Regions from separate parts of the Homo sapiens genome. Here region 1 is linked to region 2. Evidence: chromatin contacts called from ENCODE Hi-C or POLR2A ChIA-PET data. All regions are on one chromosome and are shown on one strand. Each heading gives the region's core, a stretch centred on a gene start or an enhancer-like site at or near the end of the contact. The rest is flanking DNA. Distances are from core to core; before and after follow the strand shown. Region 1 overlaps ABI3BP (ABI family member 3 binding protein). Region 2 has its middle 120 kb from the start of IMPG2.

Region 1 (4,693 bases), core at 957-3,456, 230 kb before region 2:
ATTATTTGAGGGCTAGGTGCGGTGGCTCACACCTGTAATCGTAATAGTTTGGGAGGCTGAGGCGGGTGGATCACTTGAGTTCAGCAGTTCAAGACCAGCCAGGCCAACATGGTGAAATATTGTCTCTGTCAAAAATACAAAAATTAGCCAGGCTTGGGATGGTGGGCCCCTGTTATCCCAGCTACTCGGGAGGCTGAGGCAGAAGAATCACTTGAACCTGGAAGGAGGAGGTTGCAGTGAGCTGAGGTAGCGCCGCTGCACTCTAGCCTGGGTGACAGAGTGAGACTCCATCTCAAAAAAAAAAAAAAAAAGAAATATTATTAGAGATTGATGATGCTTCAGACATGTCGGGCCTCTCAACCTTTTGGAGCACCAATATTACAAAGAACAATTTAACTTGTGAATATGCAATAAAAATTATTCCAATTTTATGGTGATTTGCTCATGCCTCTTTGTAATATTCTGATTTCAATCAATTCAAAAACAATTCAATAAGGTAGAATAATTACAACTAACTTGACCTTTAAGTTTTACTATATTAGTCTAGGAATAGAAATGCCCCAATGAACATTTTATAAAAGGTACAATTTTAATCTGCAAATAGACAATAGTTTTCAGATCAGCCTCATCTTCATAAAAATATACATTCATTCCTGCTCACAAGGGGCACAGAAAAAGAAAAAAAATGAAAAAACAATGCATGCCTATGTGAAACAACTGTAGTTACTTAGGTCAGTAGCCACACTGCCTTTTTAAATTCACTGAAATGACTGAGATTAGGAGGGGGCCAACCATCAGATGGTTGAAACTGACATCAAAATGGGGCTATGTGATATTAGAGGACACAGGCAAGACTGCCATGGACGAGCCTGGGGAGTTCTAATAGAACAATCTGGCCATACCTGCCCCATATTCTGTATATGATTGAAGTTACTTTCAGCCTTTTATTCTATTACTATAATATACAGCTTTGAATCCCAAAATCCTGTTAAGAAAAACAAATCCTGAATGATCCATTTCAGAAATTTCAAATATGTATATATATTTTTCCTAAGGGGAATAAAATGCCAAGGAAGGAATTTCATGGATTAAAAATCTCTTTTAAAGCACTTGGAAAGAGAACAGGGATAATCCAATTTGTACACTTTTTTCACTTTATTATTCTCTTGCATAATAAGAAATGTATACAGCTATACAAGAAATACATAGTATTTTGCCACCTATGTTACCTAGTTTTATTTTAATTGTGATTTTGGTGTAATCAAATAGGAAAGTGAAAACTCAGATCTTAAAAACCATCTCACAAAATTAAAGGTAATCATTTAATCCATAGTGTGTGGTCAAGTTGAAATCTTGGTCTGTATCTTGGTCTGTATCTTTTAAACTGAAAAGTAACTTGAAGATTATTTGGGGCTCTCTTAAGTGACAGCTATTTACAACAAAATTTTATGTTGTTGATTTTTTAGTGTACTTTTTTTCATTTCTTTTTATTTATTGTACTTTAAGTTCTGGGATATGTGCGCAGAACGTGCGGGTTTGTTACATAGGTATACACGTGCTATGGTGGTTTGCTGCACCCATCAACCCGTCATCTGCATTAAGTATTTCTCCTAATGCTATCCCTCCCCTAGCCCCCCACCCACTGACAGGCCTCAGTGTGTGATGTTCCCCTTCCTGTGTCCATATGTTCTCATTGTTCAACTCATAATTTGCTGTCTTAAAAAAAAGTACAGATTATTCTTTGAATGGCAGTTTCTCCTGCAGGCCTGGGCCCTTTGGGATTTGCTGAGCTTTTTCAAACCTGTAGAAGGAGTAATCTGTTCACCAATAAGGTCAGTATTGCCTCATCTTACGCAGATCCAGTGTTTGATACAAAGGGCGGGGAAGCATAGACATGGTCTAAGTGATGCAAACCATGAAGCAAGAAAGTCACAGACTTGAATCAGAGCCAGGACTTCCACACATACAGCCTGCAGTAAGCCACAAGGCAATTCCCAAAGTGATCTTACATATGGAGTACAGCATCCCAAATTTTAGAGATAGAGGAGAGTTTAGAGATTATAGACCAAGCTCTTCATTTTAAAGCTGAGGCCAAGTGTGGTTAGATGACATATGTAGGGCTCTAGAGCTAGCCAGTGGCATTGCCAGAATTAGAACCCTGGACTCCTGCCTACCAATCCGGCCCCACATCAGGCATCCCCTGCTGCCTCATGCAAAAAAAGCAAGAGCCAAGTACTAAAGGGATGGGCTCGCCCAATAAATGTGGCCAGCAGCAGATCCTTGACTCTGGATTTTATTATAAACTTGAAAAAAATTCTCCATCAATCACAAATAATAAATGCTATATACAGAACAGCATCTTGTTCCAAAAGTGTGCATTTGAAAAGAAAGGAGAAAAAAACCCTACACTATCTTTAAATCTCGAGGCATAGCTCTAAACAGATGGAAAAGCCAATCTACGTCATCAAGAAAAAAAATCATGTTTTTTTGAAAAGGAAGAATGACTTTTGCTGGAATAGAGTCAGGGTGGAGTAGGAAGAGTCCACATCTAAGAGTGTTAACTCATTTTTTTGTAGACCATTTGCCAAGAGCCAGAGGAAATCCCCAATAATCTTAGCAGAGTAAAGCTTTTTTTTTTAAGGTTAGAGGAAAATGCATTATATACTTTTTTCCTGCTCATGTAAAGTTAGTCTTAATCAACAAGCTACACATATTCTACAAAGGAAATCATTATTAAATGGCCTTCATTTACAAATTTCATGTTACATAGGAGTTACAGCATTTCTTTCAATAGAATATTCCCATGGGGCTACTCTCATAGGTACAGGTCTAGCCTAACCTTGGTCATTCCTCTAACTTCTTGCTGCAGCCTAAAATCTACTATAGTCACAGGCCTAGATGGCCTGTTTGGGTCTCTGTTATATTGTTAAAAAAGAAAGGGCACTCTTATCCATACGCATTCTCCTAAAGATCTTGAACTATAATGAGCAATTAATAAGTATTTGTTGAATGAACGACTGGCTTTTGATTTGAAGCAGAAATTAGGCTTCGTACTCCATAACAATGCTCAGTGGTAAAATCAGAAGCATCAATTTGACTTTGAAATATATTGCTTTTGTTTCTGTGAAAAATGGAGCACCCCATTGGACACCTGGGGAAGTAGCTACAGTTCCTTCCAAAGGGAACACACTAAAAAATATGACAAAGTACATGATGCCCAACTCACAGGTATCCAGTTGCAGAATAATGTGACGTATAGAGACATATGGACCCAGACTGGGATTTGGGGTCTTACCCTTGCCCCTCTCAAATACATAAAACAATTCAAGCAATTTTTATTAATTTGCTTGCTTTTGATCGCTCTAGAGAGTCCCAGACTCTCACATGGATAGACCTCACTCCTCTACTTGTGGGCCCTCAGGCTTGAGGAGGAGGACGAAAGGCGGTCAAGTGGCAGCACGAGTTCCTGGCTTGTTATTTCCTCCTCGCAGGGTAGTTCCACCAGGAGAGCAGCTCTGCAGCTTGTGCTGAAAGTTTTCTTCTGTCTTTGCAGCACCTGTTCTCCCTCTCCTTACAAGTGAGGGCTTCTGGAAATTTTCAAGTGCCCAAGAAGCATGGGAGGGCCATGAACTGCCACCTGTTAGTAACTGTTACTTCATCTCAGTATCCAAATGAAATGATTGGGCAGTGGTCTTCACAGCGGCCCATGTCACATGCTCCATGCCAAGAGTTGTTTTCCTTAAATCCTAATCAAAACTGAGTTACTCCAAGATGTACATCAAACAAAGAGTTCTTAAAGCTGCTTTCTTGGTAATTATAACTGTTTCAAGGAATTTTGGTGGCTGCTGATACCATTTTCTGGATTAAACATACAGCCTCTAAATATACAGCATTCCTCAGCATGCCTCGCAAGTGTCAGGCAAACATTTGTATTTCAGTTAGGAATTTCTGCAGTGAAGACATTGCTTGGTACATTTTCCAGGACCCAGTTGACATTTAAACAGAAGAGGTGACCACTTATTTGACAAGACTTTTAAGAGACATAGAAAGGATCTCATGATTTAAGAAATTCTTCCATTATAATGCTACCTGGTGGTTGAAATCTTCCCATTAGAGAAGACAGGCCTGATTCTCTTGAATTAGGACTTTACATAAGCATCGGTAAATAAAAAGCAAGTGTTTCAAGAGAATAAGTATGGCAGATAATTTTCAAGAGTAGGCTAGCAGGAATGAGGCACTAACTAGGGATATTTTGACCAAGCATGGTGATGGGATAGTCTGGAGCTGACAGCATTATAAGGAGAAGGCAAGTTTGGAATGGGGCAAGATGAATCTTTAGATATTAGGGTCACCAGGTCCAGGATGGAGAACACAGGGTGGCCCCCAAAGACAAAACGTGCTTCCACTCTTCCACTTTTATGCTCACCACTTGTTCTAGAATTTTTCCCCTTAACTGTCAAAAATGCCTTACATGGGATTATATCCTACAATTGAAATCAAAGCAGCTGGTAAGCACAGAGCTTTATATGTGGTGGGTGTTTAATAGATGCTGATGGAAGTTGGATTTCATTCATCTGCTCATCAAGATGTGTTTTGCTCTTTGTCCCAGCAAAACCACAGCTTTTTAAAAGATCAGGATCAGGAACAAGGTCATTAAAAATATATTTTAAAATGGAAATTAAAACAGAAAGGA
Region 2 (4,829 bases), core at 950-3,449:
TCTCAAATCCTCATAGGCATCAACTTGTAGGCTTAATTGCAACAATGCATTGCGTTACATATAATAACAAGCATGAAATAACATATAGCATATGTCAGCAATATATTCTATACTGAGGCCAAATTCCATAAAAGTCAGTTCTCTGGGGATAGGACTGCACTGTATCTGCCACATGATGTAACACGAATACCTCCAGTTGTGTGTCATCTCCTGAGGAATGTGATATTAATCTTCACTATTTGATGAGTACCCTTCTGAAATGTGTATAATTTTTTTAACTTTTATTTTAGGTTCATGGGTGCATGGGCAGGTTTCTTCCATAGGTAAATTTGTGTCAAGTGGGGTTGTTGTACAGATTATTTCATTACCCAGGTATTAAGCCTAGTACCCATTAGTGATTTTTCCTGATCCTCTCACTCCTTCCACCCTCCACCCTCCGAAAGGGCCCATGGTGTTTTGTTCTGCTCTGTGTGTCCATGTGTTCTCATTATTTAGCTCCTATTTATAAGTGAGAACATGTAGTATAAAACCACATTTTCTTTATCCAGTTATCACAGATGGGCATTGAGGTTGATTCCATGTATTTGCTATGATGAATGGTACTGCAATGAACATACTTGTGTATGTGTCTTCATAATAGAATAATTTATATTCCTTTGGGTATATATCCAGTAATGAGATTGCTGGGTCGAATGGTATTTCTGTCTTCAGGTCTTTGAGGAATTGCCATACTGTCTTCCGCAATGGTTGGACTAATTTATACTCTCACCAACAGTGTATAAGCATTGCTTTTTCTCAACAATCTCACCAGCATCTGTTATCTTTTGACTTTTTAATAATAGCCATCTGACCGGTGTGAGATGGTATCTCATTGAGGTTTTGATTTGCATTTCTTTAATGATCAGTGATGTTGAGCTTTTTTTACATGATTATTTGCCGCATGTATATCTTCTTTTGAAAAGTGTCTTTTCATGTCCTTTGCCTACTTTTTATGGTGCTTTTTTTTTCTTGTAAATTTGTCTAAGTTCCTTATAGATGCTTTGTCAGATGCTGTATCAGTCTATTCTCACACCTATAAGGAACTACCCGAGACTGGGTAATTTATAAAGAAAAGAGGTTTAATTGACTCACAGTTCTGCAGGCTGTACAGGAAGCATGGCTGGGGAGGCCTCAGGAAACTTACAATCGTGGCAGAAAAGCGAAGAGGAAGGCAACACATCTTGCACGGTCAGAGCAGAAGAAAGAGAGTGAAGCGGGAGATAGTACATCAAACAACCAGATCTCATGAGAACTCTATCACGAGACGGCACTAAGGAGATGCTGCTAAACCATCAGAAACCACTCCCATGAGCCAATCCCCTCCCACCAGGCCCCACATCCAACACTGGGGATTGCAATTCCACATAAACTATAAAAACGCCAAGAGTAATTTAAAACTATAAAAAAGCAAGAGTAATTTTAAAAATCCTCATAGAACTTTCAATCTGGAAAGGATCTTGGATACTACCAAGTTCAAACTACACCCTGAGTCCCCAGCCCCCATTTACAGATGAGGCCACCTAGGGCTCAAAACATTAAAGAACTTGCCCAAGGACACATTACTACCAACCCGCAGGACCAGGACTGGTACTATAGTTGTTAAAGTCCTCCCAGTCCGAGACTCTTTCTGCTTTCCTATATATTCCATAATTTAAATACTGATACAGCATCGAGCAGGGGTTAGCAAACTTTTCCTGTGAAGGACAAGACAATACATAATTTAGGCTTTTCAAGCCATATGGTTGCATATGGTCTCAACTACTTAATTCTGCCATTGTAGCATAAGAGCAGCCATAGGCAAAACATAAGCAAATCGGTGTGGTTGTGTTGAAATAAAACTTAATTTGTAAAAACAGGTGGCAAACTAGATTTGGCCTGTGGGCAGCAGTTTGATGATGCCTGGTCTAGAGAAAAAGAACTGTACTTTCTCAGACTTTTGATTCACTTCCTTCCTGTATTACTCAGGCTATGGCATGAGTGAGTGTGGAAGAACAAGGTACATTTTGACCCATCCCCAAAGCTCCTAGAAAAGTTAGAAAACCCTTCCCAACCCATGTCGTAAATCATTAAAATCACATATACGCACATCCCAGAGAGAGAAAGGGTGAAAGGGTAGGGATACAGGCTAACGGGTGAACATTCTGGTAGTTAATCAGCTGCCTCTTCTACTTACTAGCTATTTACTTAATGAGATCAAATCAAGTGGCCAAGCTTCCTTGTTTATTGGTATCTAGGGGACTCATTAACTACCTATAAATCTCTGCTGCTCTCTGGTGGTAGAAGACATTCGAGAGAAGTTGAATACTGTAGAATTCAGCAACTGAGTTCCCAAAATGTTTTGGACACTAAAGAACTAAATGAGTGAGATAGAGTATTTTCAAACTTACTAAACAAAATCATAATTGAATCCTTGAAATATTTCTATGAATGATTTTCCTTCATCATAAATCCTCGTTTTTTTTTTCTATCAGGCCCAAACATCAGTTTTTCTGACAACTGAAGTTTCCATTATTTTTCTTTCTCTAAAGCAGGAGCATCATAACTAATAAACACTGCTCAGAAGAAGCTTTAATTCTTCCAGAACTTTCAGATAACGCACAAAAAGGTGTAGCAGAGAGTCAAAGGAGATTAAGCATCCATGTGGCAGCTGACAGCAAAGGGAATTTTAATGCAAATGACAATTTCAACTCGTGCATGTAGCTGAACATCAGCAGATTTTACTTCTCCTCAGTGCTGGTTTTTTTTTCTAGTGCCTTAATCACACCAGAGAAGCTGAGAACCCCATCTTCAGTTTTCTTGTCACTGAAAACTGCGCTTCAGGGATGGGTTGACATTCTACACCAGGAGACTAGTCAGACCACTATTTTCATATCAGTCAGTGTATGGCTCCTGGTGGCTCAAGCCAAACTTGGGTGGAGAGGTTCCAAAAACCGGAGGTAAGGAAGAGTAGGAACAAATGAGCTTGAATCTTTTATGGGCCCAGGGGCTGTGCCTATCTTACCCGCTGTGGTTAATACATTCCAGCTCCTGGAACAGAGACTAATACATTGCAGGGACTAATATGCTTTTACTAAGTGAGTGAGGAAATAATTGAATGAAACACTAGTGTTTATGAGAGTGGTTTATAGGCTATATAGCACCCTATAAGTAATCATTGCATTCATACTAGAAGTAGCAAAGGAGTGAATTACAAATCAAGAGATAATGGCAGGAAATAGCACATCTAATACGGAAAGAAGTTCTTTCCAAACCCACAATTTCATGTCTCCTTTCTCAGTATCACAGCATCACAAAACTTAGGGATTAGAAAGGATTTTAACACTTTCGTTGTCCAAACTTCCACTGACGCTCTTTATTCAGAGTTCCACAATATTACCACCAAATGGTAGTCACCCACCCTCTGCTCAGACACTTCCGGAGACAGGAACTCAATGTCTGCAAAGACACTTTGTATTTTGGATGGGGAAGGGAAGTTGAAGCAGTAGGGAAGTGTTGGAAAAGGAGATTCCAGAGTTGTGCTGTTCAATAGGTCGTCACTATCCACCTGTGACTATTGAGCACTTGATATGTGGCTAGTCCAAACCGAGGTGTGTTGTGATTTTTGAAACCTTAATACAAAAAAAGATGTAGAATATCATTAATTCCTTATAATGATTACATTGTGAAATCATAATAGCTTGTATCCACTAAGACAAATATTTTATTAAAATTAATTTCACTTTTTTCCGTTTACCTTTTTAATGTGGTACTAGAACATTTAAAAGTATGTATATGGCTCACATTATATTTCTACTGGGTGGCATGGGTCGAGAGAACACATTTTGTCTTTCTTTCAATTCAGCAAAACAAATAAAATGTCTTTAGGAGACACTAATATGGAAACTCTGGTCTGCTTTGAGTATGAAAATCAAAATCCCTACTCAATAATTTGAATCCTGTCCCCTCTGTTATGGTGCTTGTGTCTGTGTCTGTTCTTGGCTGTGAAATGGAAAAAATATTTTCTTCTTTTCCTTATCTCTACAGAGAGTCATAGACTCATCATGAGCCTCTCATAATGACAGTCTCTTATTGTCCTGGAAACAGTGTACAAGGAGAGCTGCCTCAGCTCAGTGAAAGGAATGGTTTTTTTTTTTTTTTTAATTATACTTTAAGTTTTAGGGTACATGTGCACAATGTGCAGGTTAGTTACATATGTATACATGTGCCATGCTGGTGTGCTGCACCCACTAACTCGTCATTTAGCATTAGGAGATATACCTAATCTCCCCCCTCCCCCCACCCCTCCCCCCTCCCCCCACCCCACAACAGTCCCCAGAGTGTGATGTTCCCCTTCCTGTGTCCATGTGTTCTCATTGTTCAATTCCCATCTATGAGTGAGAACATGTGGTGTTTGGTTTTTTGTCCTTGCGATAGTTTACTGAGAATGATGATTTCCAATTTCATCCATGTCCCTACAAAGGACATGAACTCATCATTTTTTATGGCTGCGTAGTATTCCATGGTGTATATGTGCCACATTTTCTTAATCCAGTCTATCATTGTTGGACATTTGGGTTGGTTCCAAGTCTTTGCTATTGTGAATAGTGCCACAATAAACATACGTGTGCATGTGTCTTTATAGCAGCATGATTTATAGTCCTTTGGGTATATACCCAGTAATGGGATGGCTGGGTCAAATGATATTTCTAGTTCTAGATCCCTGAGGAATCGCCACACTGACTTCCACAATGGTTGAACTAGTTTACAGTCCCACCAACAGTGTAAAAGTGTTCCTATTTCTCCACATCCTC

What was found. Hi-C counts contacts between places; a loop is a spot of excess contacts on that map. ChIA-PET counts read pairs that join two places held with the same protein, here RNA polymerase II (POLR2A). Pooled maps may share reads with other maps.
Region 1: a pooled map shows a loop between it and region 2 (2.3-fold over the local background). The contact joins two enhancer-like sites. A Hi-C loop is called at or near these places in 1 of 168 maps with a recorded cell type or tissue (mammary epithelial cell) and 3 of 50 pooled maps. POLR2A ChIA-PET finds 5 or more read pairs at or near these places in 2 of 52 experiments (A673 and BJ).

What each region holds. Positions count from the first base shown.
Region 1 is chr3:100,967,210-100,971,902 of GRCh38, forward strand. The region is part of intron 1 of ABI3BP (ABI family member 3 binding protein); the gene reads right to left. Among named protein-coding and RNA genes, the nearest start is that of ABI3BP, 24 kb to the right of the region's middle. Within about 2 kb of position 2,207, at least 2 of the 41 ENCODE cell types and tissues checked have a DNase peak (open chromatin) inside an H3K27ac peak, as active enhancers do.
Region 2 is chr3:101,193,997-101,198,825 of GRCh38, forward strand. No RefSeq gene overlaps it. Among named protein-coding and RNA genes, the nearest start is that of IMPG2, 120 kb to the right of the region's middle. RefSeq lists an enhancer at 4,343-4,829. Within about 2 kb of position 2,200, at least 4 of the 41 ENCODE cell types and tissues checked have a DNase peak (open chromatin) inside an H3K27ac peak, as active enhancers do.